Linked DNA regions of Homo sapiens: regions 1, 2, 3, 4, 6 and 7 are each linked to region 5. The links are chromatin loops, found by intact Hi-C in ENCODE. Cell type or tissue: ascending aorta. All regions are shown on one strand.

Region 1 (4,000 bases), 660 kb before region 5:
CCTTAAGGTGGAGCCATGCATGAGTTGAAATAAAAGGTCTTGGATTGTTCAGAGAAGGAACATGGACTGTCCCAGCAAAAGGAGAGCAAAGACGTGCGGTTGAGGATGCGTGGCACTCCTGGAGACTGCAGTGGTGGGCTGGATTGGGAGTCCATACTTGAAGGTCCGAGTGGTAAAGCCAAACAGAAGTGGGGCAGGGTTTGAAAGCATTTGGTCACCAGAAAGGGATTGAAGACTTCCTCCTGTGTGTGGTGATGAGAGACTGAGGTTTATAACAGAGGGGATATGATGGGGACCCATGGTTTGTGGTTCTAGTATATAGGATTGCTGGAGGAAGATACTCTCCAGCCAGGAAATCCAGTGAGGGCCAAATGATCTGGGTGGCGGGTGGTGACAGCTTCGTCTAGGGTGTCAGCAGTGAGAAAACACACACACACAGAGAACATCAGAGTCTTTCAAAAAGAAGAAACAGCGTAGGAAAGGGGACCCACATTCAAGAGCCAGTATTTACTACTTAGTACTTAATGATGTGAGTTTGACCAGCCTTGGTGTTGCTGAGTTGGTCTTTGTATCTGAAAATAAAGGTAATTCTCATTCACCACCTCACTGCACTAAGTCACGATGAAGATCTAATACTGAATGGTTACAAGAGCCCTTTGTAAACCCAGGAAGCATCACATAAACTAAGTTATTGTTATTAAGAGAGGAAGAATCAGCATGATTTGCTGACTGAGAAGGAGAAAAGAAAGGAAACTGCCTTTTTACTGAGAGCAGGAAGAAAAGAGGTGAGCTCCGGGTGGAAACAAAGAGAGCTCAGGAGGTTTGGGGCTGTTGAAACAGCCTGGGTTTGAGCAGGGCTATGGCATACACAAACAGAGATGTGTAGAAGACGGCTGCAGAATCAGGACTGGAGCTCCAGCAAGGCCCAGGTAGGGTGAAACTACCTGTTAGGAGTATTACTGATGCCCTATTATTCCAGAAAAATTATGAGGAAGGGGTAACTAATTTTCCGTGTACTTCACTTTTTTTGCTTGTTTTAGGGATAGGATCTGTTTAAATTCTGCTTAACTACAAGCCAATAATATTTGGGCTGTGTTGATTCAAATATAAGAAAGTAAATTAACAGGAGGGGGACTGTCCAGGTGTGCCTGACCGAGGGGTCTCAGAACGTGGACACCAGTGCTGAAATGGGAAAGTCCGGGGCAGATCAGGCCACCCCAACAGGCCGAGAAGAAATAGGAGGAGGTGAGATAGTGACTCCTGACTCCTTGATCATCACATAGTTGCTAAAAGGGACTCAAGTGGCTATTAGTGGAGTAGCAAGTGCAGCTGGCACGTATCCTAGTTTAATAAGAAAAACTCTGTAGAGTTACAGGGTCTTGTTGCATTTAGGGAAGAGCCAGAAATGTCTCTCCAGGGAAGAAAGGACACTGGCATGCTCAGAACTCCAATACGTTGAGGTTTATACGATCAAGTTGGGAGGATACCTGGAAAAATAATGTGGAGATGATCAAAACCATGCCAATTAATAAGGACACGTGTATACTTTAGGAATTACACATTTTGTAACATTACTCTTCAAAATATTTTTCTCTGTGTATTTGATGTGAGTGTATAGTCACCTGGTTCAAGCATCTTTTTGAGTTTGAACAAAGACCTGCAGGCCAGGAGACCAGGACTGATAATGAGGCAGGGCTGGGACAGGATGCTGCCAGCTACTCTGTGGGAAGAAATTGCCGGCCGACCTCACCAGGGGACGATGGTGGCCCCAGCATGTGAGCCAACGCCATTGAAGGAGCAGGTCCAGGAAGCATCAGGCCCCAGTGTCATGAACTGTCCAGATAAAGCAGCCCTGTGCGGTTAGACTCCTGTGGCTGCAGACTCCCTTGCCTGGCACCAGTTTTCAGGATGACCCCAGACTAAATGGGCCTCTAAGAACTAAAGGAGGCAAGAGTCACACGAGGAATCATCAGCTGCAACCGATTATTCTTGATTTTTTAAAATTAGGCATGGCCTTAAACATGGTTACCTGAATGTTATGATTGAATTATGTCTCCCCGACATTCACATGCTGAAGTCCTAACCCCTAGAGTCCCAGAATGTGACCTCATTTGAAAATACGGTGGTTGCAGGAGTAATTTGTTAAGATGAGGTCACTATGGTGGGCCCTAATCTGGCGTCTTTATAAAAAGGAGAAATTTTCACACACACACACACACACACACACACACACACACACACACACACGGAGTGCCATGAGAAGACGAAGGTGGAGATGGGGTGATGCCAAGGAACAAGGATCACCAGCATCCCCAGAAGCCAGGGAGAGGCTGCAACTGATTCTCCCTCGCAGCCTTAGAGGGAACCAACCCTGCTGACACCTTGATGGTGGACTTGGAGCCTTCAGAACTCGACGACAACAAATGTCTGTTGTTTAAGGCACTCTGTTTGTGGACCTTTGTTATAGCAGCCCCAGGAGTTGAATAGGCTCACAGAGTTTCATTTGTACGTTTTTCCCATCTGAAAAATAGAATGCTGCTTTACCACAATTTATTTACCTTTGGGCAGATAAGAAATAAGCAATGGTTTGAGAGATTACCTGTAAACAAACTGAAAACCATCATACTAACAAGGAGAAATCAGAAATATATTTATTTGAGTTAAGTAACATTTTTCAAAAATTATGATTGACAACCACCCATTAGTTTACAAGTGGGAATTTTTTCCCACCCTGTAACACCCATCATTTATGAAGCTAAATATTAGTTAAGGGCCTCTGAAATTTCCAATAAAACTGCTAGAAAGATTCTTTTGATCTCTAGGCAGCTCTGAGGACAGATACAACTTCATTCCTCCTGGAAAATGCTTTGTTCTTTGGCTCCACTTAAGGAGGCAGTGGAAAAGCATATAATACATCAGGCTTTCTTTCTTTGTAGAACAAAGTTAATCCAGGTCCTTATCATAGGAAACTGCACAGGGATATAATCTTTTAGAAGACATAAATAATTCTCCATAATACTTTTGGAAATACTTTGATCTTTCTGTATACTTCTCCATTGCAAAAGGGTACTGCAAACCTTATTTTCCTTGTTTAGAGATTTGTTAAATGAAGTTAGTCATATTAGACCTTTGAAGTTGTGTTTTAAATAGAAGCTACCAAAAGGATGAAGATAATTTTACTATGTCCTGAAAAATTCTGAAAGACGTGCCAGGCAGCTGCCTCCTGTGGTTCTAGTACATAGGATGGATTCACAACACCATGGATGGACTTTTCATATATCTAATGTTCTTCTGTTCTATTAACTTTGTTAATGGACTCAAAAAGACTCTTTAAAACTTCATTCTCCCTTGAATATTTTAATATTCAAGTGAAAGATGCTTTCTCTTAGCATTCCTGCTATACCAGTTCTCATCTTCCTTCCACCCCACTGCTAGTATTGATTAGGCTGATGAAGGATTGGTGGGAAAGGACTCTGGAAAGGAAGGTAAAATCTCAGAAGGTCACATATTCCATGATAAAGATCTGAGGTTCCTTTGATGGGGGATGAGGAGCTGCTGAAGAATTTCAAACGAAGGAATGATGTCACCAGATTTGCATCTTGGAAAACCGCTCTGGAAGCAGCTTAGAGGAGGAGTCGGTGATGTTGGGGTGGGGGAATGAGACTAGAACCAGAGAGGCTCGATGGAGAAGTCATTGAAGCTGTCAAATATGGTGGCATTGTGGATAGGGAGGGTAGGCAGGAGGTAGAGATACCCAAGAAGACTGTGTCAACTGCCTAGAGCTACATGTTAGTCATTTCCCTGCTAAAAACACAAATATTATTGATTACTTGACCCAGCTGGTTAAAGTTTAGTGGTTGGTGCTATTTAATCAACAAGAAAAGAAAATCAAGAGTTATCATTGGCTGGGCACAGTGGCTCATGCCTGTAATCCCAGCATTTTGAGAGGCCAAGGCAAGAGGATCTCTTGAGCCCAGTAGTTTGGGGCTGCAGTGAGCTG
Region 2 (4,000 bases), 140 kb before region 5:
GTTATAGCAGTGGTAATGCAAGATTTTTATGAGAGTAAAATGTTTACTAAGCATTCCTAAATTTTAAAAAGATTAATTTTAAAATGTCCTCAGCTTGCTACTTGTGAGGTACACAATGGGTTTATGAAGTGAAAGTGAAATCATCACACATTAACCATAGCATCCCACAGAAACATTCAGATGGAGGAAGGATGTAATGGAAGAACTAAGGGCTCTCCTCCCCCCTCTCATAGTAATTAGATTTGAAAAGTGAAGTAATCTCAAAGCCACTTCAGAAGAAAAAAATGTTTAATTAAATTCCAATGTTCAAAACTGGATAGTGTGTATGGCAGGTGATTTGTACATACATGTTACTCTTCATCAAAATTGTTTTCCATCCCTGTGACATCAATACAAACTGCAGCTATTTGGTTCCAAACCATAGCAAGATACATTCTATTTTTTAAAATGTAAATGGTCATTTAAAATAGAAATAATTCTTTTAGACGTACTGCATTTTTACAAATGTGATTTTGGAAATATATTGCTCGCAAAGGGTAATTTTAAGAGAATTGTTGAGATTCTAATCCCATCTTTATGCATATTTTGGGGAGGCTTTTGAAAGAGCAAAAAGGTAAAAGATTTAGTTATCTTCTGAGACCACCTATAGTTCTTTACCTAAAGTTGTAGAAGAAAAACGTCAATGCACTGTTACTGTTTTCCAATGAAATTATTTTTCTTCCAACTAACCAAGCAGTACTTTTTAAATCCACTGCAGAAATGTACATTTCATTCCTGTTGTGAGCCGTTTTCAATTCTCCTCCCTCCCTCTCCCCGCAACAAAATTTGGAAAAATCTGTCACGTAGCATCCGCCCAACGTATCGCTTCGTTGTATTTTTTTTTTTTTTAATTTTGCATTATGACAAAAGTAAATTCTAGCATTACTCCAGGGAAACACTGGGAATGAACCTGGTAATGTTTCCTTTCCTTTCTCCCTTAGGCAAAGGAAGGGGAATTCTGTATTGTCGCTAAAATGAGCGCTCTTGGTGGAAAGGAATTCCTCACTTCGTACACGCTGTGGCTGTCCTTGAAAGTGCAGGCTCCGTAAAATGCCCGGCCGACTAAGGGGTTCCCTTTCCCCGGAGCCCCTGCCTCTTTCCATTCATTTTAGATCCTCAGTAAGGAAGGGCAGAGGTTGGTCTGTTTCTTCTTTTCAAGAGGGCACCGCGCTGCGCAGTTAACAGCCTGCGCCGCTCCGGGGAAACCCAAATGTCCCGCGATCCCATCGAGTCAAGGAGCAAAAGCTGTGATTGCTATCAGCTTTTTGTCGGGCTTCAAACTCGGGGTTTATCGGTTGAAACTCCTAGCTGAGCAGCTCCCACGACGCTGCCTCTGACGGCTAAACTCGGTGCATGCAAGGCTGGGACCAACTTTCCTTACTCGATAAAGGAACTTGACTCCCTCCTGGGAGACCGCAGCCCGAGTCCGACTCGCAGCCCCCGTCGCGGGGTTTAGGGTTTTAGGCAAGCGGCCCGAGACCCAGAGGAGCCTCCCTGGACCTTTCCGAGGGGCAAATCACCCGAGTCTGCTATTTCCCCTGGAGTCAAAAGCCTACTTTTGGAGCCGCCACACCCTCGTGCTCCCTCCCGCATCTCGGGGGTTCCGGGGGATGCACGTGGGGGTGGCCCCAGGAGCCCTGGGTGGGATCTCGGGGAAATGCATTGGAGACCAGGCGAAAAGGTTTCCCTTGCCCAGAACTTGCCTCTAGAGCGGGCCGCGTCCGAACCCGCAGGCAAAGGCGCTGCGGCCCCTGCGGGCGGGCGGGCGCGCGCGATGCACTCTTCTCAGGGACAGAGTTAGAAAGTGGACGTTTGGGCGGGGGGAGGGGGGGATTTACAACTGGAATTAGGCTTAAAAAAATCATTTTAAAAGAAAAATGTAGTAAGTTTTCTTTCCGAGACCCCAGGTCCATTAAAACAAAACTGAACTCGGGTGCTGGCAGTGCCCAGGGGGAGCGGAGGCGGAGAGGGTTGAGGCCGCGGGCCGCCCGCCTTAGCCCCCCGGAAGCCCGGGCTCCTGAAGCACAGATAGCCAAGAGCGGCCCGAGTCAAGCCCCAGGAACAGGGGCTTCGGGAAGAGACCCCGACCGGGCCGCACAGCGGGGAGGCCTGGTCCGAGAGTCCCCACCTGGCCGGCTGCGACTCTATATTGGAACCTCGGAAACGCGCCTTGGCCGTTCCAGCTCAAGTGGGCTCTGGGGCGGCTTCCTGTCTTTTATCCTCGAACGCTAGTTCTTCCCGGGCGACCCGAAGGCCACGAGGCGGGCCGCACAGCCCCGCGCCGTCGGGGGCGTTCCGGGAGCTCCGGGGACTGCGCGCGGCGTCCAGGGAGGGCGGCTGCTGCCCCCTGGCGTCCGCCAGAGCCCGCGGCGCGTCCCGACAGCTCCGCGCAGTCCGGGCCCGCCCGGGAAAGGCCTCCACGCCAGTCAACCCCGGCCCCCTCCTGCGTCCGGGCCCGCGGCAACGCCCGGGGACAGTCCCTGCGCGGCAGCGGCCACAGCACCCTAGCCCTGGGGGAGGGAGGAGCGGGCGTCAGGGGCCCCGTGAGGTCGGCGAGGGACCCCCGCGCCGGGGAGCTTAATTGAGGGGCTCCGCGGGGACCACAAAGCAGCCCGCGGTGGAACGGGGCCGGGATCCGGGGACTGGGTTGCAGCCCCGGGGTGGATGAGAGGCCCCGGGAGGTGCAGGGCCCGGCAGGGAGGGCGTGGAGGGACTCATGGTGACGGGAGCAGCCTCCGCTGGGAGGGAGCCCCGCCGGGCGGGGTCGGAGTTGGCAGCGCACGCCGGACCGGGGGCGGGGCCCTCCGAGCTCCGCGAAAATGCCCGCAGCACCGCGGGGACCGGCGCAGGGGGAAGCGGCCGCCCGCACGCGAAGCCGGGGTGGGTTCCGCACCTGGGGCCGCTCGAGCGCACGGGGGCGGGGAGAGGAGCGGGGGCCGCTTCCGGGGAGCCGGAGGGGAGACGCGGGGCCCGGGCAGGCTGTCCGGCTGCTGCGGGTGCCGGCGCTACAAGGCCCGGGAGCAAGCCGCGTGGCTGCTTTCAACTTTCCTTCCAGCCGCGCGTTCTTGGGGTCTTTCCTGACTAGGAAACTCTTCGCTGGCCGCTGACGCACGCAGCAAGTGAGACGCGCGGAGGGATCGAGCCGCGGCCCGGGCGCAGCGGTAAAAAACACCCATTACAGAAACCGACCCAAGGGAAGACGCTGAGAGCAAACGGCACGCGCGGACGCCGTCCGGCCTCATGCAAGGAATCAGCGCCGCTTCGCCGCAGCTGCCAGCCGGACGGTGCAGGAGCGCGGAGTGGCTCCCCCGGGCCCCGCGGCCAAATCGCACCCCCGCCCTGGAAGCGGAGGCCTGGCCCTGGGCGGCCGCGCAGGATCTGGGGCCGTCCGCGGGCTGCAGCCCGGTTCGGGAGCCTCGTGGCGGCCACTGCGCCTGCCTGCAGCGGCTCGCGGGGCCGGGCCTCTCCGGGTGCGGCGCGCCGGCCGGGTCCTCCTCGGGCCGGCGGGGCCTGCTTTCTTTTTCCAGGTCTCCGGACCGTGGCCACTCGCGGAGCCGCACAAGCCTGCGTGTGGCTGCGGAAAGGGGTCCGCACGCGGGCGGGGCCCCGGGCCAGCATGCAGGCTTGGATGCGGGGCGCGGGGGTGGCCTCCGACTCCCCGCCCGGGCTGCGTACAGTAGCGCGCGGCGCGGCGGCGGGGGCGCGCGGGCCAATTCCAGGAGCCGGCGGCGGCGAGCCGCGCCCTGGCTGATACCGGAAAGGCCTGTGATTGGCCGCCGGCCGCCCCTATGCAAACGAGCTGAGGGAATGGAATTCCTCCGGCCGGGCTTACAGTAAAAGCACGTTCATTTCCAGGCACTCTCATTCATAGAGCCAGCGGGCGCGGGCGGGACGGGCGCCCCGCGGCCGGACCCAGCCAGGGCACCACGCTGCCCGGCCCTGCGCCGCCAGGCACTTCTTT
Region 3 (4,000 bases), 1.2 Mb before region 5:
AGATGTGTGACGTGTAATGAGGTAAGTAGTGGTGTGTGTGTGTGTGTGCAGATATGTGTAATGAGGAGGTAAGTAGGGATGTGTATGTGTGCAAATGTGTGATGTGTAATGAGGTAAGTAGGGATGTGTGTGTGTGCAAATGTGTGATGTGTAATGAGGTAAGTTTGTGTGTGTGTGCACGCAGGTGTATGATGTGTAATGAGGAAGTAAGTAGTGGTTGTGTGTGTGTGCAGATGTGTGATGTATAATGAGGAAGTAAGTAAGTAGGGGTGTATGTGTGTGCATGCAGGCGTATAATGTGTAATGAGGAGGTAAGTTGGGGTGTGTGTGTTCGTGCTTGCTCATGCTGTGTGTGTGTGTGCACACCAATGTGTATACAGCATGCATGGATCCAATAGGTCTGACCCCGGCCCCATCTCAGTGGCCTATCTGGTTGGTGCCCTTTGTGGGCTCAGCCTGGCCTGGTACTGGTATTCAAAGCCATCTGGAAGACACTGTCGGAAGGAGATGGTGACAGGTGAGCTATTTGAGAGCCATGACTATAGAAAAGGCCAGAAGGAAAGAGGCAGAGCTGAGACAGTCATGAAGTTTTATGGGCTGAGCCCCCTTGCCTTCCTCTGGCCAGCATGGGACTGTGGGGTTTGCTACAGGGCTGCTGGGGTGAGAGAGGCCAATGCAGCTTAGAGAGGGCTGCAGGAGTAACCCTAAAGGTTGGGAAGAAAATGAATGAGGACAAAAAGGCATCAATGGCCATAGCTAAACACATTTAATTTAAAAATCCTGGAAATATTCATTCACCCTTTTAATCTGAAGAGTTGAGATTTTCCCAAAGATAGCCAGTCTACCTTCAGGGCATGTGGCTCATGGTAAGGTCCACGTTGGTCTCATGGTCTCTGTTTTATCCTGATTACCACCCTCATCATAGCGTCTTTTTCTGAAATGTATATAAGGTAGAACTGGAGCTTATTTTTACTTACTGCGTTTACTGAATAATTTAATGTTGCTTAGTCTTCACTTTGAAGATAACGGCAATATCCTGTATTTCTTATTCACCAAAAACCTCAAATAAAATAAACTCTGAGTTGAGTTGCTTTTACTTTCATGGGTCTTACATGACCCGGTGATTTGGGTTGTCACTGGCTCTTCCCAGAAGAAAGGCACTCGACCCTCTCTAGGATTGCTCACAAACTTCTTGACGTGCTCCATGTACAGCAATATTTAATTGTTTTCCTCCTCTTATAACAGAAAAGAAGTGCATGATAGTGTGGTTTGCAATGTGCCATTTTATGTATGCAAAACATTATGATATTCAAAATAAAATACATTCCAAAACTTTCACATATTAATATTTTTTTAGTGGTGGTGGGGAGTAAAGGATTAAAACACACACACACACCACACACACACACACACACACACACAGATTCCTTTGGATGTTAGGTGAGAAAAGTTCCTGCTTTCGTGTCTTTGATAGTAGTTTTGGGGCTTGAATTCAGCATTTTCCAGTTTTGTATTTACTTTTGGTTAGTTTGTGAGCCTAATGTTGGGACTGATTAACTTAAAGAGTAGGATAAAGTTAATTTCTAAAATTATCAGGGCTAAGTTTGTTTTAATTTATTTTGAGAGCACTGTTCTATAATACTCATCCCTTTGGGTTCGGGAAGAAATATGGGAAATTGTTACACAAATCAAAGAAAAAACTTGTTGCATGTATTGCAAGTTTGGAATTGCTGACATAGAATATTACTTTATTTCTAGTGCTTTTGGAAAATTATCTTACAATAGGAAAGCAAATAATTTGGGTTTCCTTTGAGGGATGTTCTCTTTTGAGTGTGAAATTTCGTTTTGCCTTTCATAAATAGAGACAACAGAAAAATTACTCATTACTTAAGGAGATGTTTTTCCATCAGCTTTAAATTATGGAAAATCCTGTCTCTCATGGAAGGATTTTTGTCTTGTTCTTTGTAACCCCTAAATTTAGTGCAGTGCCTTGGACATAATAGATGTTCAATACTTATTCATCAAATAAAGCACAACTTTAGGTGAAGGATCCATGGCCGCCTCCATGTAGTTTGCAGGCTGCACTGTGTTTTTTACTTAGCTGGTCACTAGATGTCCCTCTGTATCCACGCTAAATCTCCATTACTATGCATGCTCATTAATGCACGCAGACACAACCGCTCAGGCTGTGAAGCATTTGAACGGCTCAGTTTTGCCCTTTCACTGGGCATCAGTTACAAGTACTCTAGACTGTTGTACACCTAAGACAAAGCTGGCGATGGTAATGTTAAGTCATTGAAAGAAGAAACAGAGAACAGAGGAGCTGTTTTAATTAGAGAGGTGCTCTTCCCTATACTGGCAATACTGGGAAAATTTTATAGTCAGCACATTTTAAAATTAGCCAGACACGAACTTTAGCCGTTCGCCTGAATACTCATCGCACAGAGTGCTAGAACCCTGCAAGTATTGTTTGGGTTGATGGTGCATTTGCTGAATGGCTTATCTGTGATAATTGGGAGGCAGGATCATCTGTTGTTGAATAGACAGAACCCACTCTGCTAATGCTGCTTTGTGGTCAAACTTTGAGCCGTCAATGTAACTGAAAAGTCACTGTTGGCCTGGTTCTCTAGAGTGTCTGTAATAGTATTCCCCCTACGGGTGTAGACACTGCCTTTAGCAGGAGGATACCTTGCTGAGGAGGCACGGAGAGAGAATGTTTTAGAGGTTGGGATCATGGTAATCTTTATTGTAGTCACTTCTCTTATCCATGTGCTGGGCTATTGGAACCATACTGTCACTGAAAAGGGGGAGTTTTCTTTGGGACAAATCCATTTCTTTGAATAATAATTTTCCCCCTGATTATAAAAGTCATGGATTTCCATTGTAGAAAATTTGGAAAATACAGAAAAGTATTATGAAAACAAGAATTCTTACCATTTTAGAGATCAAACTGAAATCATGTTGAATGTATAACTTTACATCCTCCTTTTAACGTTATATTATGTAATGAACATACTGTATTCCAGATCATTACTCTTCAAAAACTGATTTTTGACAGCAACATACTATTCTACCTTTTGCCTATGCTGCATTTTTAATCATATTTAATCATTTAATATTAATATTTAATCATTTCTCTATCAATGGACACTTAGATATTGTTTCAAATTTTCTTTCAGAAATGATGCTGAAATAAACACTGTTACAGATGCATTGTTCTCACATCTCTGTTTCATTTCTTAGCATGAATTTCTGTAATTGGAATTAAAGGGAGGACGAATGGCTTCTTGACATAGAAGCAAAATGCAACCTTTCTCAGGAAGAGTTCTTCACCCTTCTGGTTATAAACTCATGGCTGGATCAAGGGTCTCTGAAATTAGGATACTATCAGAATTCTCGGAAGTATTTCTCATGTAGCATCTTTTTAGATAAGTCCATGTCAGAGGTGGAAAACTCAGGTTGTTCTGTTTTGCAAACAAGTTCTCCTTGCCTTATACCAGTATCATTTATTTTCTGACAGCTTAACCCTGAGGGTTTCTGTCAGCAAAGGCTGCTTTTTCATACCCTCGTGTATATTTATAGCATCTTCTATCACTTGGAGACATCCGTGAGAGGCCGCCTGTGTGTTTCTAAAGACATCCATTGCTCACTGTGACACTCTCCTCCAATCACTGGTGGGTTTAATGCAGGTGACACATGTGAGGTTTACCTGATTTGCAATTGGGGATCTCAAGGAAGTGTTTTTGGCATGGCCCTTGTAACTATGTTCTTTCACCAGGAAGGACACATTTTATTCCCATTCTAATAAAAGAATCACAATGTAGTGGTTTGAAAGTGTGTCTGTGACCATGCCATTGAGAAAGGAAAAGCCAATGTTTCTATTCAACATTGAAGACAATAGTTTAAAGGCTGTCAGGCAGGAGGAGTCCTCTCTTCCTTGGGAGAGGGTTGGTCTTTTTGTCTATTCAGGGCATTGACTGATGGGATGAGGCCCGCCTAC
Region 4 (4,000 bases), 1.3 Mb before region 5:
TAGCCGAAACCATCCTATAAAATCTCCAGGAGCCTTTGTCTCTGGCAGTCAGCTCCTCCTCCGCTGATCTGCCCGTTGCCTCCTAACAACGTGTTTTCATTCTTCCTCGCGTAAATCTGCCTTTCTTTACCTACAGCTGTCTTGGTAAATTCTTTTACCCCTGCATGCCACTGGCTCAAATGGTTGTCGCCCACCTGCGACAAGTGAGACCCTGACTGTAAAAAAAAAAAAAAAAAAAAAAGGTGGAGTGGGACTTAGAGCCACTGTGTCCTCCTGGTACCCGGTGGGATATCCCTCTTTCTCATCTAATTGTCACAATAGCTCTATGAGGCAGGTATTCCATCTTTTGTTAGAGTTGAAGACACTGAGGCATAGACGGGTCAACTGACTTCTCCCACATCACGTGGCAGGGATTAGAAGCCAGCAGTGTCTGGTGTCTGAGTTCCTGCCTCTGATGTGTGAGTGATACCTGTTTCTGCCTCCTAAGTTAGGCAGTCTAGGGTAAGGGAGGGGACCCGCCACCTTCAAGCAGTTTATGTTGTCTGGTTTTGCTTTGTGAAAGGCCGAGTGACTACTTCACCTTGCAGGCTGTTCTGGAGGAACCAGGCAACTCCACTCCCTGGCCCTGCTGCAGGGCAGAGTGAGCCAGTCTCTCTCGCTGCAGCCTCGCCTCAAATGGTCCCATTTCAGTTTTACAGCCCGCTTCTCATCACACTGACAGCTCATATCTCATACAGGGCATAGCTGTTATTAGAGGGCTGAGAAGGGGTGAGTGAGCCCAAAGCAGGCCTTTTCTCGTTTCCGTGGAATTCGTCTCAGGGGAGAGGCTCTCCTGTTGCAGTTGAAAGCATTGTCTCGGTGCCATAGAAACTGCTCAGAACCCTGAAATCTCTTCCTAATGCCCAGATTCAGAAGATAGGGCCAAGACCAGAACGGCAAAGACCCCACTCAGTAATGCTTGGGACAGTCAACAATTCCAGTTTTTACTGTGATAATCACAAAGGGAGACTAAACTGTTGACAGATAAGAGAGAGTTTGGGATGTCACAGAGGAAGCAGGTTGGGTCTAAGGCGACTGTGTTTGGGACAGGCAGCGTAGACCTGTGCTTCTCGTGCCATGTCTGAGACCTGTGTCACTGGACGTCTTTGCCTTCCAAGCCTCTGATGGTAAAGGCTGTAGCAGTGGTTGGCGGCTTTGCTGTTCACTGGAATCACATGCGGAGCTTTAAAAAATTCTGAGGCCGGGTTCCCACTGCAGGGGTCTGAACTAGTTGGCCTGAGGTGTGCCGGGGCAGTGGAGATTTAAAGCTCCCACATGACTGATGTTCACCAAAGTTCCCTTTCTGAACCTCTGGGATATGGGAGCAAGCTGCCTTACCTTTTCCCAGCTGGAACTTTCTGGTTTTCAGAGGTGTGGGAGGCAAGCTGAAGAGTGTCAATTCTTTTCTTTTTTTTTTTTTTAATTTTTTTGGAGATAGAGTCTTGCTCTGTTGCCCAGGCTGGAGTGCAATGGCGTGATCTCGGCTCATTGCAACCTCCACCTCCCGGGTTCAAGCAATTCTCCTGCCTCAGCCTCCTGAGTAGCTGCGATTACAGGTGCATGCTGCCACACCCAGCTAATTTTTTGTATTTAGTAGAGATGGGGGTTTCACCGTGTTGCCCAGGCTGGTTTCGAACTCCTGAACTCAGGCAATCCACCCGCCTTGGCCTCCCAAAGTGCTGGAATTATAGGCGGGAGCCACCACGCCTGGCCAAGTGTCAATTCTTATACTACACAAGTTCATGCTGCCTAAATGATCTTTTAAATAGTACCACTTCATGTTGAGTACAGATGAATCCAGAGATCAACTCTTTATCATTTGGCTCAGTAAATACAGTTGGAGTGCCCGCCCAGTCCACGAGAAGTGATTAGCAAATTTAATTCCACGTGTCTCCTTTAAAAGGCGCCACACCTCTCCGTGTCCAGAGTGTTTGGGCTGATGCTTGGTAAGTACCAGGTGGATCTTGGAATCCCTGTGGGACTTTGCAACGTGCTTGAGCCACTTCCACCTTTCGTACACTAGATGGCGCAAGAGGACCGCCGAGCTGACCTGGGTACTGCGGCTCGGTCAAGTCAGGCAGCAGAGAGTGGTTTTCCCAAATATTAGTAGCATCCAAACAAGGCAGAAGCAACTCTCCGTGTTTCCCCTGGAAGAAAATGCCAACGTTCACATTCTCCTTTGGGCGGATAAACACCACTTCAAGGTGATAGCTGCTCGGGAAGGGACCTGGCCAGGTGGGGCAGGGGCTGGAGAGGGCAGTGGTGGCTCAGATGTAATGGCGAGAGGAGGAGGGGGTGAGACCGTGCAGGAACCATCCTGGCTCTGCCCACAGAGGAGCCACAAATAAAGGCATATATTTAGCCCTTACTTTTGAGAAGGAGAGAACTTTTCACACCGGGTAGCAGGTTTCAATTTCTATCCTAATTGATAGCAGGTAGACTCAGGCTGTTTCAGGCAGGCCAAAAGAAGGATTTTTTTTTTTTGAGACAGAGTTTCACTCTTGTTGCTCAGGCTGGAGTGCAATGGGGCGATCTCTGCTCACTGCAACCTCTGCACCCCAGGTTCAAGCAATTCTCCTGCCTCAGCCTCCGAGTAGCTGGAATTACAGGCATGCGCCAAGAGCTGGACTTACAGGCATGCACCACCATGCCTGGCTGATTTTTTTATTTTTAGTAGAGATGGGGCTGGTCTCGAACTCCAGGCCTCAGGTGATCCACCTGCCTCGGACTCCCAAAGTGCTAGGAAGTTGCTGGGATTACAGGTGTGAACCACTGTGCCTGGCCAGAAGGATGGCTTTTAAGGAGTTGAAACTGACCACCCACACAAACAGAGGGACGGATCCTGTGACTCCTAGCTTCTCATCTGCCAGGTGTTTCTAGAATAACGTGAAGTATTTTGTGGTGAGGTGGAAAGAATCCATTTCTGCTGACCGAGGGGAGGCCTGGCCCATCTTTGTTAGAGGTGCATGACTGATCAGAGGTTGGGGCCTCAAGGTAGAGTGAAAAAAACCATCAGGGTGCGCTTGAGCTTCTCTGTCCACAGGATACTGAGACACTGTAGATCCCCAAATGGCTGGTGATGTGGACTGACTCAGTACAACATCACATGATGACTTGACGCTGATGGCCTCACTTGAAATGATTTCTTTGGTCAGCTGGACTTTATCAGAAGCTCTGTCATCTGGTCTTATGTGTAGACAAATTCAACTTGTGAACCGGGAAGCTGCTATAATGCTTTTCTCCCTCCTGATACCCTTCTCCTCCCCAGCCCCGTGCTATTGATACACATTCTGGCTTTGTGTTGAGTGGAAGTTTGTTTTCTCTTTGGCATGTTGATCTACAGAGTGCTACCAAGACCTCGATGAGGCCAATATTCAATATCACTATATTGAAGGTTTTTTTTTTTTTAATTGGAGGAGTAGAGAAAGGTATACATTACTGTTTATCTGATTGGAGTTGCCTCACTGGTGATGGTGATTATGTATATGGAATGCAGATATTATTTAAGAGAACTCAGGTTGGGGCCAAGCATGGTGACTCATGCCTGTAATTCCAGCACTTTGGGAGGCTGAGGTGGGCGTATCACTTGAGGCCAGGAGTTCCAGATCAGCCTGGCCAACACAGCAAAACCCCATCTCTACTGAAAAAATACAAAAATTAGCCAGGCTTGGTGGCACATGCCTGTAATGCTAGCTACTCAGGAGGCCAAGGCATGAGAATCACTTGAATCTGGAAGGCCCAGGTTGTAGTGAGCCTAGATCATGCCGCTGTACTGCAGTCTGGGCGCCAGAGCAAGACTTTGCCTCAAAAAAAAAAAAAAAAAAAAAAAGAGTAAGCCAGGCGAGGTGGCTCATGCCTGTAATCCCAGCACTTTGGGAGGCTGAGGCAGGCAGATCACCTGAGGTCAGGAGTTCGAGACCAGCCTGACCAATGTGGAGAAACCCCGTCTCTACTAAAAATA
Region 5 (4,000 bases):
ACGTCGAGGTCTTGCCGTTGAGGTTGTCGTAATGCAGCTACAGGAGTTGTGTGGGCTCTTTAAAAATGACATGAAGCAGGGCACAGTGGCTTACGCCTATAACCCAGCACATAGGGAGGCCAAGGCAGGCAGATCACTTGAGGTCAGGAGTTCGAGACCAACTGGCCAACATGGTGAAACAGCGTCTCCACTAAAAATACGAAAAGTATCTGGGTGCGGTGGTGGGTGCCTGTAACGTCAACTACTCAAGGGGCTGTGGCAGGAGAATCACTTGAACCCAGGAGGCGGAGGTTGCAGTGAGCCGAGATCATGCCACTGCACTCCAGCCTGGGTGACAGAGTGAGACTCTCTCTCTGAAAAAAAAAAAAAAAAATGACATGAAACTGACTCATCAGAGCTCCATCAGGCCACGGGCTACAAATGTGGCTGGGCCACGTAGACAGAAAGACACACGGCCCTGGTGTAGGAGAGGAAAACACACTGTTTTCAGGGAGGTGGAATTAGGGGTTTCCCTGTCCCTTCTCTCTCAAAGCCTTTTCCAATGAATCTAGAATTTTTAGTTTCTTAATAATGTTCCTGTTGCTCTTCCATCTGGATGCAAAGGAGATCTATTCACGACATCTCCAAGAATGAACTCCATAAGAGCAGCAGAGTGGTCAAGGCCTACTTTCCCAGGGGTTCATTTTCTTTTTGCCTTTTTTTTTTTTTTTGAGACAGAGTTTCACTCTTGTTGCCCAGGCTGGAGTGCAGTGGCACAATCTTAGCTCACTGCAACCTCTGCCTCCTGGGTTCAAGGAATTATCCTGCCTCAGCCTCCCAAGTAGCTGGGATTACAGGTATCCACCACCATGCCCGGCAATTTTTTTTTTTTTTAAGTAGAGACAGAGTTTCACCATGTTGGCCAGGCTGGCCTTGAACTCCTGACCTCAGGTGATCCACTCGCCTCGGCCTCCCAAAGTGCTGGGATCACAGGCGTGAGCCACCGTGCCCGACCAAGGTTCATTTTCAATGCTGTTGACACGAAGGCTAAGATCACAGGGGAGGTCACAATTTTAGGATCTCAGCTTTTAGAATGCTGTCTTTTTAACCCCTTCAGCATTTCCATCTTATTGGAAAAGGGCAGGCAGGAGGGCAGATGGGAGGGAGGGAGGCAGTTGGGCTTTCTTCCTGTCCAGGGGCCAGCTCTGCCTTCCTGGTCCTCACTCCCAGCCCCACTCCTTCCTTCCCCTGTTCTGTGCCTCTCCTATCTACTCCTTCCACATCCCTAGCCACCTCACAGGCTCTTCATGGGGCTCAAGTGAGATAATGCAGGGTGTGAAATTCTTTGTCAATGAACGCATCAACTCTACGTTCCATTTGCTGTCATTATCTCCTGTATCTTTGTTCCACTTGTGCAGGTGATTTGTCCCCCCGCCAGTCCCCGTCCCCTCACCCCCAGTTTCATGGATAAGGACCAGCTGTAGACTCTGCCAGGCCCTGGGCAGTGTTGGTATCGTGCTTGGAGGTGCTGCTCAGTTATGCAACCCACCCTCCTCCCCCAGCCAGAGCCACAAAGCCACTAGGGCACTGTACCAGTTTGTTTATTTATTTATTTTTGAGATGGAGTCTCCCTCTGTCACCCAGGCTGGAGTACAGTGGCACGACCTTGGCTCACCACAACATCCGCCTCCCAGGTTCAAGCGATTCTCCTGCCTCAGCCTCCCGAGTAGCTGGGATTACAGGCGCATGATGTCACGCCTGGCTAATTTTTGTATTTTCAGTAGAGTCGGGGTTTTACCATGTTGGTCAGGCTGGTCTCAAACTCCTGACCTCAGGTGATCCACCTGCCTTGGCCTCCCAAAGTGCTGGGATTACAGGTGTGAGCCTCTGCTCCCAGCCCCACCGTGTTTAGCTTGGTTAGGCACAGAGCCTTGCATGAACCAGCACCTCGGGGACCCCATGACGAGGTCAGAGCGGGTGAGAGGCACGCACCAGTGTGACTGAGCCACTCGCTGGGACTCTGGGGGCAGCGTGGTGGGGCTTGAGATCAAGGAAGTGCCTGCAAGTGGATTCAACGATGAGACACTTCCCCGGCCCACAGGGTGGAGGGGTTGGCTGGAGGGGTTGCCTGTACTTACCAGAGACGGTCCCCGAGCGAGCTTGATAAGCTGAAAGAGACGCTCAGGAGAGCCCTGACAGAGCTCCCCAGGCTGGAAAGGACAGAACTCCCCACCGGAACTTTCATTTTCAAAGTTCAGCACCTCAGTTAAGTAATTAATAGGTCTGGTCACGTTCACAGCTCTCCAAAAGAGACTGATGGAGCTCTGCTTTTCCTCCGGAAGTGCTTTCATGGCAAGCCCAGAGAAGCCCCCTAGGAGGCAGCCTGTCATCCAATAATCACTTCCTCTCTCAGGCCCAAATTCCAAATCAGCTCAGCAATGGGCAGGGCGGCCCTGAGCCACGTCCAGAGGTTGGGATTTGCTGACTCCTGGAGGATATTCTGAGTATAGCAAGTAAGTGAACTCGCACAAACAATGCGTTCAGCAATGGGAAGAAAACAGCTGTTTTTGTCCGAGAAGTGTCTGGCATACCCAAGACTTCTTAAAGAGAGGAAAATATTAACCTAGAGCATAACAACCCCTTTCTCTTTTCAGTCAAAACCTAGACAGACTGTGTTGATATTAAGTTAACAAGTTCCATGGGCTAATACCTTCCGAATGAAATGAGAGGGTTCTTAAATTAATAGATGAAAACTCCCCTTCATACATCAGAGAACTAAGGAAAGGTAATTGCCCCCAATATTTATTTTCGATTTGGAAAATCCAAAGCAAGAAGGCTTTGAAGAAGTCAAGATCTGATTATAATTCTAGGCTCGGTGCCAATGGGATAAATTATCTGGCAACTTTTTTTGCACAGTTATTGATTCTATTTGTCTCTGACGCCAAGCGCCCAGCATGGCACAAAGCCTCACAAAGTGCTCCGAAAAGGGTGTCATCCCCACACCGTTGATAAGGCTCAGAGTCTCTCCACGGCCATAATGCAACCCCCTCCTCCCCAGGGGGCTGTTGGCACCTCAACCCACTAAGGGATCAGGAAGTAGAGTTTGCCAGTGAGGAGCCTGGAGACTTCAAGCCTGTTTGGCCTTGGTGTTCTTGTGATTTAGTGCCCTGGACTGGCAGGTCTAGGGACTTTTTGCTCTAGACAAACTTTTTAAATAGGCCAGGTGCAGTGGCTCAAACCTGTAATCCCAGTGCTCTGGGAGGCTGAGGTGGGAGGGTTGCTTGATCCCAGGAGTTTGAGGCTGCAGTCAGCCATAATCACACCACTGCAGCCCAGCCTGGGAGACAGAAGAAGACCTTGTTTCAAAAAAAATTTTTTTAATAAATATAAATTTAAAAAATAAAAAATCCCAACACATGCACACACATACATGCACACACATACATGCACACACACACATGCACACACATACATATATATGCATGTGCAAAAGGTATGCCCAAGCTATACTCTCTTTATTTGAGTTTTAATTTACAGAAGTTTTCAACCTGGCCAGGCCTGGAATCATGGAGAATGGGCTGGGAATGGGTCTGCAGAGGTTCCCAAGGACATGTTTGAAAAGCATCCTCCACCTGGGAGAGCTGGGTCAGAATTAGCACACTCTAGGAGAGTTGGGGAACAGCTAAGAGCGGGGCACACCAGCTCGACTAACTGAGCCTGAGCCAGTGGGAAAGTCCTCATAGCAGTGGTCACTGGAGCACGAAACAGGGACATGGCTGGCTGGGGCTCCTTCCTCCGCCCCTCCCCAAGCACAGGTGGGCATGCCGTGGTGGGGCTGGGAAAAGGCCTATGGCCAGGGAAGCGCAGGATGACAACAAAGGAATGGTCAAGGCCTAACAAACAGAAACAGCGATGCAAATTGCCTAGGAGATGGAGCGGCAGTCACTGGAGCTGGCGTTGCCCAGACTTTGGTTGGCTTCAGGGTGACAGTTCAAGAAGGCAGCTCCTCCTGTGGGCCAGT
Region 6 (4,000 bases), 1.1 Mb before region 5:
ACACACACACACACACACACACACACACACACACACACACACACATATTTATTAAGGTGAAATTCAAATAACATACAATTAACCATCTTAAAATGAACAAACTAGTGGCATTGGTTGCATTCACAATGTTGTATGGCCAACACTTCTGTCTAGTTTGAAACATTTCCATCACTCCAAAGTAAAGCCCCAGACCCATCAAGCAATTTCTCCCCATTCCCTCCTCCCCCTCAGCTTCTACAGGCACCAGTCTGTTTTCTGTCTTTGTGGATTTATGAATAGCTCATACAAATGGAACCATACAACGTGTAGCTTTTTGTATCCAACTTCTTTCACTTAGCGTCGTGTTTTCGAGGTTCATCCACATGTAAATCCTGCGGAAGAGCTTTTCTTCTGCTTAATGCTGATATATTAGCCCATCTTCATACTGCTATGAAGAAATACCCGAGACTGGGTAATTTATAAAGAGAAAGAGGTTTAATAGACTCAGTTTCACAGGGCTGGGGAGGCCTCACAAGCATGGTGGAAGACGAAGGAAGGGCAAAGGGACTTCTTACATGGTGGCAGGCAAGAGAGCGTGTGCAGGGGAACTGCCCTTTATAAAACCATCAGATCTCATAAGAACTGCCCTTTATAAAACTGTCAAATCTCGTGAGACTTTTTCACTACTGCAAGAACAGAGCAGGAAAATCCTGCCCCCATGATTCAATTTCTTCCTACCAAGTCCCTCCCTCCACACGTGGGTATTATGGGAGCTACAATTCAAGATGAGATTTGGGTGGGGACACAGCCAAACCATATCAGTTTGAGTAGGCGTTTTAAGAAACGCTGATGGCCGGGTGCAGTGGCTCACGCCTGTAATCCCAGCACTTTGGGAGGCAGAAGCAGATGGATCACCTGAGATCAGGAGTTCAAGACCAGCCTGGCCAACATGGCAAAACCCTGTCTCTACTAAAAATACAAAAATTAGCCAGACATGGTGGGGTGTCTCTGTGGTCCCAGCCACTTGAGAGGCTGAGGCAGTAGAATGGCTTGAACTCAGGAGGGAGAGGCTGTAGTGAGCTGAGACTGCGCCACTGTACTCCAGCCTGGGAGACAGAGTGAGACCCTGTCTCAAAAAAAAAAAAAACAAAAAAAACCCAGGAAATGCTGATGCTTTCTAGGCCCTGGAAAGATCACCTCACCAGAGGCTATGGAGGCCAGGCTCTGTTCATGGAACCACACTCTGTCTTCTCACTCTGCTGTGTCCTGGCGTTGGCTCTGAATTAGATTCTTGGGACCTCAACATCGTCTCTTGCTCCTGGACCTTGCTACTTTCTTTCCAGCCTTTGCTTCTCACCTCCCAGATTGGCCCCCATGGTGTGTACTCAGAACTGATGCTGCCTGTCACTGAGGTTGCCCTGCCTTGGCTCTGTATATTTGGATTCAATAGATCTTGAGAGAAAATGAACCTCACAGACATCAGAGAAGAAGAGAAGACAGGAAGTGGACCTGTAAATCTCCAGCCCTTTTTATCTCGTTAGGTTGCTTTGAGGTCTCCTGGGAGAGAGGCAGGAGCAGATGGTGTCTTAATGCCTGGGCAGGAAGAAGATGCTGAATTAGGATCACTCCTAGAAAAGGTGATGAGTCAAAAGGTTTTTACCAGCACCTTGGGAGGCTGGGGCAGGTGGATTACTTTAGCCCGGGAGTTTGAGACCAGCCTGGGCAACTTGGTGAAACCCCATCTCTACAAAAAAAAAAAAAAAAAAATTAGCTGGGCATGGTGGTGCACATCTGCAGTCCCAGCTACTCGGGAGGCTGAGGCACAAGAATCACTTTAGAGGTTGCAGTGAATCAAGATTGCGCCACTAGACTCCAGCCTGGGCAACAGAGCGAGACCCTATCTAAAAAAAAAAAAAAAAGTTTTTAGTGTATACCTGAAGTAAATTCATTATCAGAATTTAAACTTAAAAATGATTTGCATATGGCTTTTTGTCTTTCATGTTTTATTGTATTTTCACTAAAAAAAACAAACCTTAATATGTAATCAGTTCTATTGCTATTTTTGACTTCACCTGTTTTGATCTTTTCCCTAATTTGTATAGTCTCACTATGTTTTTAAACATTTTTGAAGTCATAGAATTTGTCTTTCTGGAATTGGAAACTTGCATCTACTAAATTTTAATAACTTTTCTGTTGAGCTGATTGTACTTAGAGAGCACTTACTATTCAAGCAGCCCTACAGAGCCACTAGGTGGTGCTCACATGCTATTGTAAACAGATTCAGCTGTTGAAGTTAAATTATTTGGAAAAACACTTTGTCTTCATTTTAGGTAAATGCAGAAATTGGCCCTATATACTGTATGTGCTTTTTGGATTACAGATTTTTCAGCTCCCTTCTCCTTTATTGACTGCCTTTTCCACTATGGCATTATGGTTAAGCAGAAAGACTCTAGAGTAAGACTAATTTAAAACACTGGCTCTGTCATTCACTTACTCTGTAACCTTGGGTAAGTCACTTAACTTCAATTTTCTCATCTGCAATGGGATTAATAATAATACATACCTCCTGGAGTGGTTGTGAGAATTTAAAGGTAAGTATATATTAAGCACATAATGTTATATGTGTTTGCGTTTATTATTAATGTTTTTGTTTTTGTTATGGCATTGCTAATCGCTTAGACAAATGTTTCCTAGTACCAGTCCAAGGACCAGCAAAATCAGAATCACTTAAGGATCTTATTTAAGATGTCAGTTTCTGAGCTCTATACCTGGAGCATCTATTTGAGTCACTTTGGGGTAGGGCTTAGGTATGCACATTCTTCAACAGCTTCTCAGTTGATTCTAAGGCTCAGCTAGATTTGGGGATATTGTTGTCTACCCAAGTTCAATCAAAGTGTGTGAAGCTAATAATATTTACATACTAGCAATTTCCAATTCCCCTTCAGTATGTAGTGTGCATAGTCCAAAGCTCTGTCCCCTGGATTTCTTCTCTCCACTGTCATTCAAGGCCAGCTCCTGAATGAGGCAGTACTGCGGTCACTGGCTATTTTTGGCTTGTATCCTCAAACTCAGCTGACTTATGGGTCAATGATACTCTGACTTACTGATTTAATCTTGGGTATTTTCCTCCTCCATGGGCTGGTCATAAGGGACCTCCCATGTGGCCATAGGTGTGAGCTCAAGAGAGGCACTGATGCAATAATGATGAATAATATGGGGTCTGAGCTACCTGCTTGCATAGCTTGCTATGCCCTTGATGAGGATATACCGTTTCCATCTTTCCATCAATTACTGCTGCACTTGCCCAGCTGTGTGGCTTTGTGGGTGTGACAGGACCTGGCTCATCATGAATGGCTGATACTTGGTGTCCCGTGGTCAGATATGCCATGTCTTCCAGGGCCCAACAGCATGCTAGGAGCTGTTCTTTCCAAAGTTATATCGTTCTTGCTATAGTTGGCACAGTGTTGCTCTAGAACTCTTAAGTGTCTGAGTTGTGATTTGCCAATGTGGATTGCCAGACACGACAGGGTATCTTTTTCCGTCACCACTACCTCTAATGCCTTAGCAACTGCTGGGTCCTTTGGCCAAGCTGTGGGGCCAGTCGCCTTGCAGCCTGGACCTTTTGCTGTTTTGGTTCCTATTCAAAACTGGCAGCCTTTTGGGTCCCTTGCCATGTGGGTGTGATCAATATTCCCAATTGTGGAATTAATATTTCCAGAATCCAAAGAGTGTTGTGTTACATTCTTTGTTTTAGGGGAGTAAAATGTAGAATTTATTCTTTACTTTGGCCAAGTTATCCTGGCATGCTGCAGATCCTGGACTTTTAAAAGTGTACTAATGTGGCAGGCCCCTGAAGCTTCATAGAACTTTTCCTGCCTCTTTATTTATTTTATGAGTCTGACTTACAAAGGTCCCAGCACACTTGCCACTTCTTGTTCATTGGGTCTGGTTTACAAGTGTCATCACCACGATGATGTTCTGCAGAGGTCCAAGTGGCCCAGGTGTCCTCAGACAATATGAT
Region 7 (4,000 bases), 53 kb after region 5:
AGTTTCTGATCAACAGAACTGTGAGTTAATAAATTGGAGTTATTCAAAGCCACCAAGCTTGTGGTGTAATTTGTTATGGCAATGATAGAAAATGAATACAGCTGAATTTCCACATGGGAATCCTCAACTTTTCCCCAGCACAGTTCAGCAGGTCAACTACTCATCAACTTGCAGAGGGAGGAAACCCTGAAGCAGGTAGTACTTAGCCTATTTCAGAAACTTCCTGCATAGAGCCACTCTGCTCATTTTCCAAAGACTTGCATGATGGCCATGGATGCCATGGAGAAAAAGTGAGAATCCCTGCACCAAACCTCTAACAACCAAGGTGTATTAGTCCATTCTCACATTGCTACACAGAACTACCTGAGATGGGGTAATTTATAAAGAAAAGATGTTTAATTGGCTCATGGCTCTGCAGGCTGTACAGGAAGCATGGCTGGGGAGGCCTCAGGAAACTTACAATCATGGCAGAAGGTGAAGGGGAAGCAGGCACATCCTACATGGCTGGAGAAGGAGGAAGAGAGCAAAGGAGGAGGTGCCACACAGTTTTAAACAACCAGATTTCAGCCTGGGCAACATGGTGAAAACTTGTCACTACAAAAAAATACAAACAAAAAATAGCTGGGCATGGTGGCATGCACTTGTGGTCTCAGCTACTTGGGAAGCTGAGACTGGAGGATTGCTTGAGCCCAGGAGGTCAAGGCGGCAGTGAGCTGAGATCACACTGCTCTACTACCGCACTTCAGCCTGGGCAACAGAGCGAGACCCTGTCTCAAAAATAAAAAAGAGAAACAAAAAAATAACCAGATCTTGGCCGGGCGCGATGGCTCACGCCTATAATCCCAACACTTTCGGAGGCTGAGGCAGGAGGATCATGAGGTAATGAGATGAAGACCATCCTGGCTAACACAGTGAAACCCCGCCTCTACTAAAAATACAAAAAAAAAAAAAAAAATTAACCAGGCGTGGTGGTGCTGTAGTCCCCAGCTACTTGGGAGGCTGAGGCAGGAGAATGACGTGAACCCAGGAGGCGGAGCTTGCAGTGAGCCGAGATCGTGCCACTGCACTCCAGCCTGGGCGACAGAGCAAGACTCCGTCAAAAAAAAAAAAAAAAAGAAAACAACAACAACAACAACAACAACAACAGATCTCATAAGAACTCATTATGAAGAGAACAGCAAGGGGGGAGTTCTCTCCATGATCCAATCACCCGCCATCAGGCCCCTCCTCCAGCACTGGGGATCACAATTCGCTGTCAGATTTGGGCAGGGACACAGATCCAAACCCTGTCACAAGGCAAGACCACAACTCCTCTACGTCGACTTGTGAACTATAGTAACTGTTTCGACCTGAACTGTGGGCAGGCCTGCTTGTTCCTTCACATCACCTTTGGGGCCACAGCTTCTAATGGACAAGCTCCAAATGGAACTTTCTATTTGGCTTCACATGGTTATTTTTCGCCAATTTTTCAACTTGGCAAGAGTGATTTGAGGTCCCTCTAGCCAAAAATCTAACAGGGCACAGACCTGGATCATCACCACAAGAGGATGAAGGGACTACCCATGACATTTTGCCTTTTTAAATCTTGGTTCCTTACTATGGTTTTTAGAACCTACCCTCAAACGTCAAGGTAGGGAAACAACTTCTGGAGGCCATTGGTGCCCCCTAGTGGTCAAGAGATGCACTCATTTATCACTTTCCCTTTTACGGTCTCCATTCCTAATTAGGTTTTGTGGGAAAATGCTACAAGTTAGTTTTTAGCCCCTAGTGGGGGACTAAACCATCTAGATTTCCCTGGGACTCAGTGATTCCCTGCTACACAGGATTTTCAGTTTTAAAACCAGGAAAGTCCTGGAAAAACTAGGACAAGCTGGTCTTTCTAACCCCTGACAGACCTCCTAGACTTCACAAAAGAATCACCGGAAGAAGGCAATGTCTTTTTGTCTAGGCACCTCAAACAGAATTAGGACCTGAACAGTGTGCTTTTAAAAATGCATCTTGATTTGAGGTCAGCAGCTAGATGGTGCATACTTTGCCTTATGTTAGGAAAACAGCAATTTACGATTGGTAAATTATTTCTCGACTCTCATTAAAGAACAAGGGGTGGGGCTGGGGAGGAAGTCCAGTGGTGGGAGAGTAGGGTCACCCCATATGCTGGCAGAGCAGACCAAGAAAAAGAAATTCTAATTATCTCTAAAAGTGTTCAGACTCAGCTTTCTCAACTGGTTCAGAATTCCCCAGCTCTTCTGCAAAGTTCTTTAGAAATGCACAGCTCCCTGGAGGTGGGGGTCCGGGGAGGCACCTGCCTTCTCTTCCTCTTTCCTTATAATGTTTTTAAGTTTTAAAGAGGCCAAAGGCCTAGAGCAATCTATTAACAATGAAAAAAGTCCAGTCCTTCAAACATACTCAGGTCAGTTTCAATGACCAATATATGAAACTTCTCTGCAGCTGGGAGCTGGGAATTGTATAGTACTTTTTGTTTACACTGAAACTAGTGAGTAAACAGAAATATCTTAAGGGTTCTTAAGGGAATTATTATGAGATCAGGTTTAGAGCCAATATAGATTTTAGAACACTTCCTTTTAAAAGACTCCAGAAATCAGAGGCTTTGCAGTCAGGTAGAAAGCAGGTGATCATCTATGTGGTATGATTTGCGAGATCTGGGAGAATCCACCTATCTACAAATGCCCCCACCAGCCTTTCATGAAAGTCTGAATCACAGAGGATTGTCTAGAAAAAAGCCACAGTCCGTCAAGCTACATATGTGGTCATCTTCCCTCAGGCCAAACTAAAAGGGGGCACCAGCTCCAGTGACCTCTAACCTCCCCATGAGTTGACACTATCTGTCCATTTCCTTATACACAAAGTGAAGGTGTTCGTTTTCATAACTTTTCTATACCTTCTCAACGGTGACACCTTCTCAGAGGTGGCTGAAGAAGTGGCAAAGCTAAATGAGCACTCTTGTCTTAATAAATTACATTTTGTAAAGACATGCTTGTCAGATCTCTTTCTAAAAAGTTTGAGGCAGTTTTGAGAAACTGTCTTAGTGACTACAGCTGGTCATTGTTACCATAAAGTATCCTAGTATTCAAATGTTAAAATTAAGTCACCTGGAATACTGAAAAAAATAGCAACCTAAAATACTAAGAAGATTTGGATTGCTAAATTAAAGTTCTCAATAGATCTCATGGATGACACGTTCATTGAAAAGTTTTGCTTCATTTTAAAGGGCAAAAAGAACAAGAGCCACCTGTAGTCAATTACATCATCAGTTTCTCCTGCAGTTGCCTTCCTTAATGGAACAATTTCAACAAAAAAAGCACGCAAATGAACGGCTCTCAGCACAAACAAAATTGCTTGTAAAGGAGCAAGGCAATTGCACAATGTGCTGTAGGACCAAACACCAGATCAATGGTAGAGTGGGATGGTATTTTTCATTTAAATGCAAATTTGGTAAACCTTGCCCTATATCCTCATGTTTAAGAAACCTCATCTGTATCAACCTGCTAGTTTTCCCCGACACTCCCTTTTTTTTTTTCCTGGCCACAGAGATTGAAAGGAAAGCCTGTATTACTAAACCAAAACTTCGGGTTTCACAAGCTTTACACTTAAGCCAGCCTGACATTTTGCATTGGTGAAAGCAGACAAAAGAATCAACCAGGAGTGCATAAAAATCATATTATGTATTAAATCAGAAAACTTGGCTTTAAGCTTCAAGAGAAGGGAAATCAGGGTCAGAATCAAAAAAAAAGTGTGGCATTTAGGGAAATCACAACATTTTATTAGAACTATCAATATGTTCAGAGGAGTGACTTCTCCAGTTTTAACTGTTAGATTCCAGTTTTGCATTTCCTTGTAGTCTCTGAATCTTTACAAGTTAAAGGGTTCCTAGTTCATGGAAAATTTATTTGCTAACCTTGAAAGTTCTATGTCAGTGAGCAAAGACATACAATACCTCCCTGTAGAAGTTAGCAATTTAGAGAGAGAGCTTTAGGATACC

The links. A loop is a pair of places that touch in the nucleus more often than their neighbours do. Peaks named below come from ENCODE experiments on the same cell type or tissue, not always from the same donor. Only the 100,000 strongest peaks of a DNase experiment are listed, where the experiment ranks them.
Region 1: it touches region 5 in a loop (9-fold over the local background); 58 of 110 quality-filtered maps call a loop at or near these places.
Region 2: it touches region 5 in a loop (4-fold over the local background); 46 of 110 quality-filtered maps call a loop at or near these places.
Region 3: a loop joins it to region 5, with 4 times the contacts of the local background. A loop is called at or near these places in 54 of 110 quality-filtered maps.
Region 4: a loop joins it to region 5, with 14 times the contacts of the local background. A loop is called at or near these places in 58 of 110 quality-filtered maps.
Region 6: a loop joins it to region 5, with 7 times the contacts of the local background. A loop is called at or near these places in 71 of 110 quality-filtered maps.
Region 7: a loop joins it to region 5, with 6 times the contacts of the local background. A loop is called at or near these places in 11 of 110 quality-filtered maps.

What each region holds. Positions count from the first base shown.
Region 1 is chr21:35,401,271-35,405,270 of GRCh38, reverse strand. All of the region lies in intron 2 of LOC100506403 (a long non-coding RNA gene), which reads left to right. Among named protein-coding and RNA genes, the nearest start is that of MIR802, 320 kb to the left of the region's middle. In ascending aorta, no CTCF peak of the experiment used is centred here; no DNase peak of the experiment used is centred here.
Region 2 is chr21:34,888,596-34,892,595 of GRCh38, reverse strand. The region is part of intron 3 of RUNX1 (RUNX family transcription factor 1); the gene reads left to right. Among named protein-coding and RNA genes, the nearest start is that of RUNX1-AS1, 54 kb to the right of the region's middle. RefSeq lists silencers at 2,269-3,068, 3,369-4,000. In ascending aorta, CTCF peaks have their summits at 2,380 (motif pointing left) and 3,973; DNase peaks (open chromatin) are centred at 2,365, 2,775, 3,185, 3,835 and 2 weaker places; H3K4me3 peaks cover 3,243 bases; H3K27ac peaks cover 2,511 bases; H3K27me3 peaks cover 1,882 bases.
Region 3 is chr21:35,938,619-35,942,618 of GRCh38, reverse strand. No RefSeq gene overlaps it. Among named protein-coding and RNA genes, the nearest start is that of LINC01436, 65 kb to the left of the region's middle. In ascending aorta, a CTCF peak has its summit at 2,121; a DNase peak (open chromatin) is centred at 2,128.
Region 4 is chr21:36,026,711-36,030,710 of GRCh38, reverse strand. No RefSeq gene overlaps it. Among named protein-coding and RNA genes, the nearest start is that of LINC01436, 23 kb to the right of the region's middle. In ascending aorta, a CTCF peak has its summit at 2,061 (motif pointing right); a DNase peak (open chromatin) is centred at 2,070.
Region 5 is chr21:34,744,134-34,748,133 of GRCh38, reverse strand. It overlaps LINC01426 (long intergenic non-protein coding RNA 1426), which reads right to left and starts at 2,309. Exons shown (of 3, transcript NR_038885.1): 1 at 2,118-2,309. RefSeq lists enhancers at 928-1,222, 1,429-1,928, 1,929-2,430. In ascending aorta, a CTCF peak has its summit at 2,461; DNase peaks (open chromatin) are centred at 2,076 and 2,413.
Region 6 is chr21:35,838,621-35,842,620 of GRCh38, reverse strand. No RefSeq gene overlaps it. Among named protein-coding and RNA genes, the nearest start is that of MIR802, 120 kb to the right of the region's middle. In ascending aorta, a CTCF peak has its summit at 2,220 (motif pointing right); a DNase peak (open chromatin) is centred at 2,230.
Region 7 is chr21:34,691,091-34,695,090 of GRCh38, reverse strand. The region is part of intron 1 of CLIC6 (chloride intracellular channel 6); the gene reads right to left. Among named protein-coding and RNA genes, the nearest start is that of CLIC6, 24 kb to the right of the region's middle. In ascending aorta, a CTCF peak has its summit at 1,671 (motif pointing left); no DNase peak of the experiment used is centred here.